2 separate regions of the Mus musculus genome follow, and region 1 is linked to region 2. The links are chromatin loops, found by intact Hi-C in ENCODE. Cell type or tissue: heart. All regions are shown on one strand. Each heading gives the region's core, and the rest is flanking DNA. Links, peaks and the distances in the headings are about the cores only.

Region 1 (5,374 bases), core at 222-5,221, 340 kb before region 2:
ATGCTCTGGCCTTCCACCCGGCACTCATCCCACAGAGGCAAACTCCTCTTGTTCCTTTGTGAACTGCTCCAGCATGGCTTCTTGTGAGAGGCACCTTGCACACGGAAGTCGCTGGCCCTGCTAGCTGAGGAAGGAAAGGTCTTTCTTGGCACTTCAAGGCATGTCAGCCACTTCCTCAAAATAGCACCACCGTGGTCCCTTATGAAGATCATACCAACCTGTTCCCCCCCCAGATCTGCTCCCCAAGTATAGCCCAGAGGTATTAACGCCTGGAGACCCCTTCAGGGTATCCGCAAGCTCAGAACCAAGGCCTCTATCTTCTTCACCCTCACTCTCTCATCCGTAGTTCTCAAGAGCCTGACATCTTACTGGGCATGATGGCGCAGTGCTCTTGATCCCAGCACAGAGGCAAGTTGATCTCTGTAAGTTTGAACTGGTCTACATAGTAGTGAGTTCCAGAACAGCCAGAGCTACATAAAGATCTCCTGCCTCTGTGTGTGTGTGTGTGTGTGTGTGTGTGTGTGTGTGTGTATCGCTACTATCTCAATGCTAGATGGCTAATGGGTTCCTGTCTTTAAATTATGAATATGGTAAATATTGAGCTGTGGCTCATACAGTGCATATGTGTGCTTATTCCACAGCATTTTTCAGAATACAAAAGGGCCCCCAAACCAAGCTATAAGTGACCTACTGCCACATGCCTCCCTCCTGGGAACCTACTGTATCTCTCCATAGTTCCCATTTCCCTAGCCTATTTCTTTGACACAGAGAAACCCTGCTCAGTATGACAGATACAATCTAACCATTTGCAGAATGCCCACACCTGGGGCCACGGCATTCAACTTTGATGCTTTTTGTTTTGTTTTTCAAGAGCAGGTTTCTGTGTGTCACAACCCTGGCTCCATTTGTAAGCCTGGCTGGTCTCAAACTCAGAGATCCGCTGCCTCTGCCTCCCAGCGCTGGGATTAAAGACCCACACCACCTCGCCCAGCTTCACTTGATGGTTTGATGTCTACCGCAGTTTGTACTTCTACTGGAGCTAGGTGGCCTCCCTTAACAGTTTTTAATCCCTGAAAAACAAAGTGCTGAATGCCTCCTATGACCCAGGAACTGTTCGAAGCAGTAGCTGAATACAATTAACTCTAATTGCAACTTAAACAAAATACCTATCCAATTTGCCGGAAGCTCTGAAGGCAGGAGATACAAATGGGGTTAGTTTATTGAGTCTTGATCAATAAAATTCAGCGTAGTGTATCAAATGAAGAAAATACTTTATGTAGTGGGACAGAGGCACACATCTTTAATCCCAGCAGATGGCTATGAGTTTAAGGGCAACCTGGTCTACACAGGGGATTCCCGGCCAGCCCTAAGACTACATAGCGAGACTTTCTCAAGAGGGAAAGATTGGTTTGGTTTTGTTGGGTTTTGTTTTTTGAAACCCTGTCACCCTATAGCCCAGGCAAATCCCCCAGTCTCATTGCCACATCTGCCTTTGTAGACTCCTTAGCTGTATTCCATTCTTCCATGGCTCAACCTGACCATTCCTAGAGGAGAACACACTAACAGTGCCTCTTGCAACAACACACCTAGCAGGCAGGCTCCCTCGGACCTGCTAACCCGTTCCTCTCCCCGTTTCTTTATTCTTTTCCTTCTCTCTCCCCACGTTCCTGGACCCATGTCCCCGTTCCATTAAGTTGCTTCCCCTCGCCTTCCTCCGTTCTGTTTCCAGCTGCTACTCTTGTATCCGGCTCCCAGAAACAGCTGGCCCGGGACTCTCATGCCTTTTACTTGGGGAACCCAAAACGTGGGAAGCAAGCTCTGTGGAAGCTACCTTTAGCTCTCCGCCCTCGATACCCCAGTGCAAAAGTGGGCGAGGACACCCAGGAGGGCCAGCATGACACCGAGCGGGACCTAGGTCCTTTCCCATTCGGCTTCATGACAGCTGCACCTCGAGGTCACCTCTCAGACCCGCTCGGACCCTCGGGGGACCCTGCCGCAGCGTTCCACCAAGCCTGACCCTTGCTTCCCCCTCAGCGACCGGCCCTGCGCATCCCCAGCGCCGCTTCCCGCACTCCCGGCCCGCCTCACCCGTCCCCCGGCACCTCCCGCAGCTTCAGCCCCAGGGCCTGCAGTTGGTTGGCGAAGCTCACAAACTCTTCTTCGCAGCCGCTGCCGCCAGGATCGGGCCGGTTCCGCCGCTCCTTGGCCAGCGCCCGGCGCGCCGCCCGCTCGTCCCGCTTACGCTCCGCCTCGGCTCTGCGGCCGCCGCTGCCCGGCCGGCTCTTCGCCGCTTGCTTTCGGGACATGGCTGCGGCGGCACACGGCTTCGCCGCGGAAGGAGCCGAAGCCGGAGCCGGAGCCGCAGAGCCCGGGGCCGCAGCCTCAGCCGGCCACCGGGCGGAGCGGCGCAGGGGGACGACGCCTGGCGACAGCGGCGCGGCCACTGCGCCGGCGCGGTCGCCTGGCAGCCAGGTCACGTGGTGGTAGCTCCGCCCCCGGGGCGGGGCCAGCAGGCACCATAGAGAAAGATAGGAAGACTAGAGAAGCACCTGTTTTGTTGGTTATTTTCTGCCCCCTCGTGGTGGGTAGTGCTCAGTGAGGCGCAGTGGGACCAGACAGGTCAAGGATGACTGAGGATGTCAGAAGAGAGGCAAGAGCAAAAAAATGCGGAAAAGAAGGAAAGGGTGACCGGGCCTGGTGGCGCACGCCTTTAATCCCAGCACTTGGGAGGCAGAGGCAGGCGAATTTCTGAGTTCGAGGCCAGCCTGGTCTACAGAGTGAGTTCCAGGACAAGGAAAGGATGATAAGGGAATATGTTTGTCTAGAATGCGCTAATCCGCAATCAATTACAAACGCCTGCGTGCGTGCACAGACCCTTTAAAAACTCAGCCTACAGTAGCTAGGGAAATAGCTCAGTCCATATAAGTGCTTGCTCCATATGCCAGGTTCGACCTGAGTTCGGATCTCCATCACCCACTTTAAGAAGGGTAGGCCTGTCAGAGAGCCCCTGTGATCCCATCCCTAAGGAGGAAGAGACAGCCCACTGCACTCACTGCCAGGCAGTTTAGCCAATCAGTGAGCTACAAGTTGGCTTACACTTCAAGATCAGCATCCATCCTTGGAGGCCATCAGGACAGGAACTCAAGCAGGTCTAAAACCCCCGAGGCAGGAGCTGATGCAGAGGCCATGGAGGGCGCTGCTTACTGGCTTGCTTCCCCTGACTTGCTCAGTGTTATGTTTTATAAAACGGCAGTATAATGTGGCGGCAGGAGAACCTCAGCAGGCCCATTCCTCTGAGGACTCACCACCATACGACAGGCCTAGAACAAAAGGAAGTTTATCGAGGGAAGGGAAGGGAACCTGGAAAAGGAGTAGAGGCAGAGAAAGGAGGGGGACAGAGAAGGACAGAAAGAGAAGAGAGAAACAGAGGTAGGGTCCAGTCAGGGATATGAGAGAGAGAGATTATGGTTAACAGTGGTCTTCAAACCTGGCAGGGAGAAACGCAAGCTGTTGCTAGGTAACTGTTGGGCAGAGCCTAAAGGAATTGACAACACGCAGCCTGCTTTCTTATAGAACCCAGGACTACACGCTTAGGGATGGCACCACCCATAATGGGCTGGGCCCTCCCCCATTGATCACTAATTAAGAAAAGCTCTACAGCCAGATCTCATGGAGACACTTCCTCAACTGAGGAAGCCAAATAGGCCATTTCCTCCCCAACTTCCTTTTCGGTGATGATGTTCCCTCACAGCAATAAAACCCTAACTAAGACATCCTGTGACAAGAAATGAGATAGACCATGAACTCATTGTGCCTATGGTTACCCACACAAAATATCAAGTCAAGACGGTGATGGAGATTCCTGGGAGTGAGGGACGGAGTAAGTAAGAGTGTATAAAATCAAATGCATTTTTTTACATGGTTGAAGTTGTCAAAGGTGAGGTGTGGGGCTGGAGAGGTGGCTCAGTGGCTAAGAGCCCTTGTGATTCTTACAGAGGGTCTGGATTCAGTTCCCAGGTGCTAAGGTGCTTCATGACCATCTGTAATCCAGTTCCAGGGGAGCTGGGAGCTGGTCCTCTCTTCTGATCTCCACAAGCTCTGCATACACATGGTACACCCACACACACACACACACACATACACACATATACACACATACACACATACATACACATATACACACATACATACACATATACACACACATACACAGACACACACACATATACACACATACAACACATACATACATACACACATACACACATACATACATGCACACACATACATACAAACAACACACATGCAGACAAAACACTCATAAACAAAATAAAAATGTCTAAATCTTTTTTAAAACTAAGGTGGAGAGCAGGATAGGCTGACTCTGGCCTCCATCTACGTGCATACACAGGAGCACGCACACACGGACATGGTGAGCACTCATTGAGAGACATGCTTCTATGTGACTTGGTTTGTTTTTTTTTTTCCCAAAATACAGGAACTTCAACCACAAAAGTTAACTAGCTGAAAGGGCCACGCAGCTGAGAAGCAAAGCTCTGTCTGACTCTGGAGCCCAGATATTTCATTAATCCTGTCCTTCCCCCTTTAATCCAAAGAAGAAAGCAGAAAGAGCCCTTCAGTCCAATAATTGGGATTTCATCCTGGGATGGCCAATCTAGGTCTGCCTGGACTAAAGCTGTTTCTGGGACGCACACAACTTTCTGGTTCAAACTGATAGTGTTGGGGAAAACCAGGAGAGTTGTTTACCCCAAGCCATGCCCACTTGTTGGGGTTATCATCACCGGTGATAATGTCTCTCTCCTCCTGGCTCCTTTTATATTAAGCACCCTCTTTCTACAATAATGTCACTGCCTTCCCTTTTGAACCTTCTATCTGACTGAGGTCTTTTATACCTAACCTGGGAACACTAGGCAAGCATGGGAACTCATGCTTAGAGCCCCAACAGTAAGGAGGCTAAGGCAGGAGAGAGCCATGATGTTGAGGCCAACCTGGGCTACAGAGAGTTACTGGCCTAGACTAAGCTAGAGTAAGACCCTGTGCCATAAAATCAATAATAAGTAATGATTTCACTGAAGGTCAAGTTGGAGAACCAACAACATCTATTGGGCTGACTTATAAGAGTATAAATGAGGAATTACTTACTGAAGTAGGGATGTCCCAAAGGCAGCTACATCACCAAAAGCCTGCCCCTGCCTGGATGCCCCAACTCAGAAAAGCTGTATCCCCAGATCTCCCTGGATAGCTTACAGGCAGCTCAGCAGGTCAGTGAGTCTCCTCCACCTGCTGCCATAAACTGGTCTTGCCAGCTTCAGAAACTTCCTGAGACTCCTAAGTTGTTCACTTCCTGAATCTC
Region 2 (5,374 bases), core at 104-5,103:
TGTGCAGTTTGTACTTGGTGAGGGGCAGGGCCTCCACAGTCTGTAACTCACAGAAACTGCTTTATACAGAGTGCGTGCAGTGAGCTTTTGAGAACCCTGTCCTGGGTGACTGTAGAGATAAAGTTATCTAATCCTTGGCCATGAAATGGTCAAGGTCTAAAACTGAGCCAGAGCTTCCCGATTGCCTGTGCTGGTGGAGCCCGAAGATAGACAAAAGGGTGTGGGGCCACACCCCCTCTCCCCGAGCCAGAATCACTAAGGTGCACCATGAGTGTAACTTACCAGCCTTGGAAAACGTAAGCCCGTCCTGATCCATTCATTTCTGTTATAAGGAGCCGGATCTCCATGGCTTGTCCAGAGCTCTGCATCAGTGCTGGGCATGTCGTCTCCATTTGCTCTGGGCCCTCAGTCACCAGAGTACTAGCCCACTATGGCAGCCATCTAGGAGCAAGACTATCTTGCCAGCTGTCTCAAAGCCAGGTTCGTGGCTCACTTAGCATTTTGAAGTTGGGAAGGGTACGCTTGACAGGTACATATAATGGTATTAGTAAGGACCCTACAGGGCAGGGTATTCAAATGAGGTTTATAGTATGTCTTTCTGCTTAGGAATCTGATGTTCTGTGAAGGCCTGAGGTGGGGCCTGGAGGAGCTGGGACCACACCCTGTTATGTGTGCTGGGATTGGGCACAGAGAGCAGGCCCTGCTCAGTGGGTAGTGGGTAAACACAGACACTGCTGTTCAGTCCCCTTCCTCCCCTGTCCTCCCAGCTCAGCTGGGTTGGGACAGCTTGCTTTCTTGGCCTTCTGGGTCTTGCTGTGTGCCTTGCAGGGCTGCTAGCTGCAGAGCTGTGTGGTGCCCCCTCCTGTTTTCCTTACCATTCCTGTCATTCTTGTGCTGGCCCCCTTGCCCCAGCCTCACCTAGTGTCTTCAGGTTTCTTTCCTGCTCTGGCAGTCTGGAGATGTCCTGCTAGTGTGCGTCTTCCTGTCTCTAGTCTCTTCCATGGTTCCAAACCAGTTCCTAGGTTAGGAGCCTGACAGAGGCAGAGCAGAGTTGGGACCTGTGTCTGATTTCTCGTTGTGTGCTGTGTTCCAGCGCTGGCATGTGCACCTCTAGGACACTCTTGCTGCTTTCATTGTTTCAGTTCTTAAAAGCATAACTTCAGGGCCTTGGGAGAACAGAAGAATCGGGTTGTAAGCAGAGCCCCCTGCTGGCCATCGAGGTCTCTGGCACCCAACCCTTTCGTCTGGAGTGGGGCAAGCCAGGACGCTCCCCAGCCACGGGCTCCCCATCACTCATGTGCATGTGCACCCGAGTGGACAGGGTCTGCTTTCGATCCTTATCTCTCCGGTGGCGGGCTCCCAGCCAGCAGGCAGATCAAAAGATGGAATGTGTTCATTTGGCCATTTTTTTAAAAAAAATCAAGGTCCAAAGGTTCACTTCTGAAAGGCGAGGGCGCCGGGAATTAGATTATCCGGAGAGCTGAACCACTCCAGCTTTTGTGCCTTTTTTTTTTTTTTAAGGGTTCATCTCAAGTTTCTTTTTCTGGTTGAACAATTTTTTTCAACATTAATAACTAATGGAGAAGAGGAAGAGGCAAAGTGGAACCATATGACAGCGCACACGGCCTTGCCTGTGGCCGGAAGCTTCTGATTTGTGTCCGCTTTCATGCGATCAGCTGTTGGGTTAGATAGTAGGAAAACACGCCATTTGGGCAAGAGCAGTGCTGCAATTTACCTCTCAACCGAGCTGAACTGTGTCCCTGTCCCTTCCTTAGACGCTGGCTTGTGTGACTTGGGTCAGCTTGTTTCTCAGGCCCCGTGTGCCTCTTCTTTAAAGTAGAGGTCTCTGGGCCACCAGGATGGCTCAGTGCATAAAAGCGTTGCCACCGAGACTGAAGACCTGAGTTTGATTCCCAGGTTCCACGTAGTGGAAGGAGAGAACCAACTCCCACAAGTGGTGTCTGACCTCAGTGTCTGCACTATGGCACGGGCACTTTCTTAAAAAATGAATGAGTGAGTGGGTGGGTGGGTGAGTGAGTGCGTGAGTGAATGAATATAGTCTTAAAGAAAAAAATAGTCTCTGTGAAAACCTGTCCTGGGGATAAAGGAGTGATGGCAATAGATTGGAACCCATGGTGACAGAACTCGTCTTTTCTATGGTTTATCGTCACTGTTGTCTGGTTTTTTCCATGTTGTCTCTGTGGGTCTTGAACTCAGTGGAGTCAAATGATCCTTCTGAGTCAGCCTCCTGGGTAGTTTGGACTACAGACATGTGCCTGTCCTGCCTCCCATTAAAGCTGCCTTTGCTGTGCTTGGACTGAACCCAAACCCAGGTGAGAATGCCCAGGGCGGAGGCAGGGCCTGTCCCAACAGACGTATAGCGTTACTATTCCAAGTCACTGGAAATTAAGTTGAACCCTCAGCAGCCCGGTTTGGCCAGCACCATTGCTGTTAGATGGACGTTCCACACAAAAGCTGATGGGGGTAGGTCACGTAGGCAGTGTGGAGCGCAGCCAAACACAGTCTATGCTGGCTCTGCTCCTCACAGTGCTGGAGCACGGAGTAGACTCAGGTGTTTGGACCTGGTCATTCAGCTCATTGATCACTGCAGATTCTGACACCCCGAGAGTGTGGCACAGCCAGGGGCAGGAAGAGCTGAGGCGCAGATTTAGATAACTGACTGGCTCACAGAGCCATTGTTTTCCAGCATGCTCTCAGGCAAAAGACCTCAATGCCTGCTCCCATGGGACCCAAGCATAGATTGAGACCCTCAGCAGCTGATGGGACATGGTGCTTGACTGGGGTCCCCTCATGGCTCCCTGGGCACAGTCTCCCGAGTCTCTGCTGGTATTAGGACAGCCAGTTCAGGAGCAATCAGGGTCCTCTGCTGTCCATTGGTGGAACTCCACGATGCCTGGAGAGAAGTGGGAGTCAGGGACAGGTCTGAAGGAGACTCGGGGAATATGGCAGAGTGTTAGATTGAACAACTAAAAACAGCTATCCTGTGTAACATTAGAGGGGTGGTCAAACTGGAACCGTCTTCCTTGTGACTCAAAATTCAGTTTAACTCAGCAGCCTATAGTTTCTGCACCAACTCTCAATGGGGAGGGTTTTTATACAAACTAGCATGTAGAGGAGATGGCTAGTAGTCCAGTGTTGAGAAGGTGGATAGAGGACAGGATGAGGGGCAGGACTGACACATGGTACACGAATGTACACGCATGTGCATGCGCACACCCCATGTGCCTAGGGCAGCTGCTCCCACACTGTATAGCCACACTGTATAGTCTGTACTTGTTTCCAGTGACAGCACAGTGTCATTCTAGACTAGGTTGTCTTTTATCAGAAGAGGGATTGATGCAAACAGAACTTGAAAATATGGCCCAACTTAAGAACTTGTCTTTTAGGGACCTGAGCAGGCAGAGCCAACTAGCTGTCTGTGACCCATCCTAGGTACTTGTGTGCTCGGGCACATCCTATGTCCTGCACGATCTCCATAGTTTTCCACTGTGTGCTGCCATGGTAAGGGCTCAGTTGAGTGTATGTTCTTCTGTGGTTGTTTGGAGGCGTGGGCTTGCAGAAGTCTGGGATTAGCTCTTTAGGGGTGGCTAGTCTCTGGCATAGTTTGCCTGGTTCTGTCCTTCTGTCATTACTGTGACTCTTCAGGCTGGGCTTGGGGCTTTGGTTTGGTAGTGGTGTTATTTGTTCGTTTTGCTGGTAACTTGAGACACTGAGAATTGAATTGAGGACCTCATGTGCAGTAGGCAAGCACTCTACCACTGAACTATCTTCCCGGATGTCTGTTTTCTCATAACACAAGGTCTTAAGTTACTCAAGTAGGCTTGAAACTCACTGTACAACCCAGCCAGTCTTTGAACTTAGGATCCTCCTGCTTCAGCCTCCCAAATATTTAGGACTGTGCCACCAGGCCTGGTCATACTGATGTGGAATTCATGGTCTTAAATCCTTCTTCTCCCTCAGCCTCCTAAACAGCCAGGATTACAAACGTACATTCCTGTGCCAGCTAGGAATGGAGCCTCTTTCCTTGCAGCTCGCATCGTCTTGCCAGCCTGGCTGCTAAAGGAGATCTGTCTTCCCAAGCATCCTTCAGCATCCGCTGTCTGAAGCAGCAAGGTGTATTGAGATACAGAGAAGGGCAGCGGGGCCAGAGAAATGGCTCAGCGTTAAGAGCACTGACTGCTCTTCTGAAGGTCCTGAGTTCAAATTCCAGCAACCACATGGTGGCTCACAACCATCTGTAATGAGATCTGATGCCCTCTTCTGGGGTCTCTGAAGACAGCGACAGTGTATTTACATATAACAAATAAATAAATCTTTTAAGAAAAAAAAGAAGAAGAAGAGGGCAGCATTGCTACCCAGACAGTGAGGACAGACAAAGAGGACTAGGAGGCTCAAGACAGGACTTGACAATCTGTAAGGAGACCCCAGCAGCAGCCCAGTAGCACAGGTGGGTTCTTAGTGGCAGGCCACAGCACGAAGGGCAGCATGAAGGTGCCAGGGTCATTTCACCGCGCCCATAAAATTCAGCCAGTGCCTCATGCCTGGCTGCCTCATGGAAGCCGTGAAACTTTGCTTCTACAACTAGGGTGTCCCAGGTGGAGGGCTCTAGCTATAACTAAGCTGCAGTGGGGGCTGGGAGGAGCTTTGTACCGTTACTGCTCGCTGTCCTTAGGGACCAGAGTGACAGGGTGAAGGAGTTTGGGAGTCACCTAGCCTAGGGTTGGATTTCTCTATTCACTGCTGGCTGTTGGTGTGACCCTTGGACAGCTTAATGATTCTGGGTCTTAACTCTGTAATCTGTAAATTAAGGTAACAGCTTCCCATTTTGTGCCCTGGTAGGAGCACTTAGGTAAAAAGCATGCTTTGTGATACCTGGTTCAACATCCAAACAGGCACTTAGAGGTGATAGAGAGAGATGTCACCAAAGCTAACTTTGAAAATGACCTTGCCTGTTGGTTGGGTGAATGCACAGGTGCGCGTGAACCATGTTCTGAAAACAAGCATGTCGTGCTTTGGCTGGAGGTATATGCTTCTCCTTGGGGAGCGGTGTATGTATAAGAGTTGGACCATCCAATGGAGCAAGAGGCACTTTGTATGGTAGGCTGTGATGTGCCCTAAGACAGTAGCATGCAGCATCAGAACCTGGTTGTCCTAGTAGTTCTGGCTTTTGGGAGGGACACAGGACCTGCGCTGCATGGCCCCCTCTGTTAGCAGCCCCTTGTCTGGTAAAAGATGAAGCAGGGGTCCCTGTAAACCCAGGCCCTGAGATGAGAAAGTCAGGATGTGGAAACAGTGTAGAAGTGACTCGAACAGAAAGGCATCCACTTATGCAAGGGCTGCCATCCCTTCCTGG

Evidence for each region. Hi-C counts contacts between places; a loop is a spot of excess contacts. Peaks named below come from ENCODE experiments on the same cell type or tissue, not always from the same donor. Only the 100,000 strongest peaks of a DNase experiment are listed, where the experiment ranks them.
Region 1: it touches region 2 in a loop (2.1-fold over the local background); 2 of 42 quality-filtered maps call a loop at or near these places.

What each region holds. Positions count from the first base shown.
Region 1 is chr4:138,911,522-138,916,895 of GRCm38, forward strand. Otud3 (OTU domain containing 3) reads right to left here and starts at 2,447. Exons shown (of 8, transcript NM_028453.2): 1 at 2,089-2,447. The coding sequence starts at 2,306. In heart, for the core only: a CTCF peak has its summit at 2,579 (motif pointing left); DNase peaks (open chromatin) are centred at 1,878 and 2,500; H3K4me3 peaks cover 1,599 bases; H3K27ac peaks cover 1,122 bases.
Region 2 is chr4:139,250,958-139,256,331 of GRCm38, forward strand. The region is part of intron 2 of Capzb (capping protein (actin filament) muscle Z-line, beta); the gene reads left to right. Among named protein-coding and RNA genes, the nearest start is that of Slc66a1, 57 kb to the right of the region's middle. In heart, for the core only: a CTCF peak has its summit at 2,913; DNase peaks (open chromatin) are centred at 1,224 and 2,494; H3K27ac peaks cover 725 bases.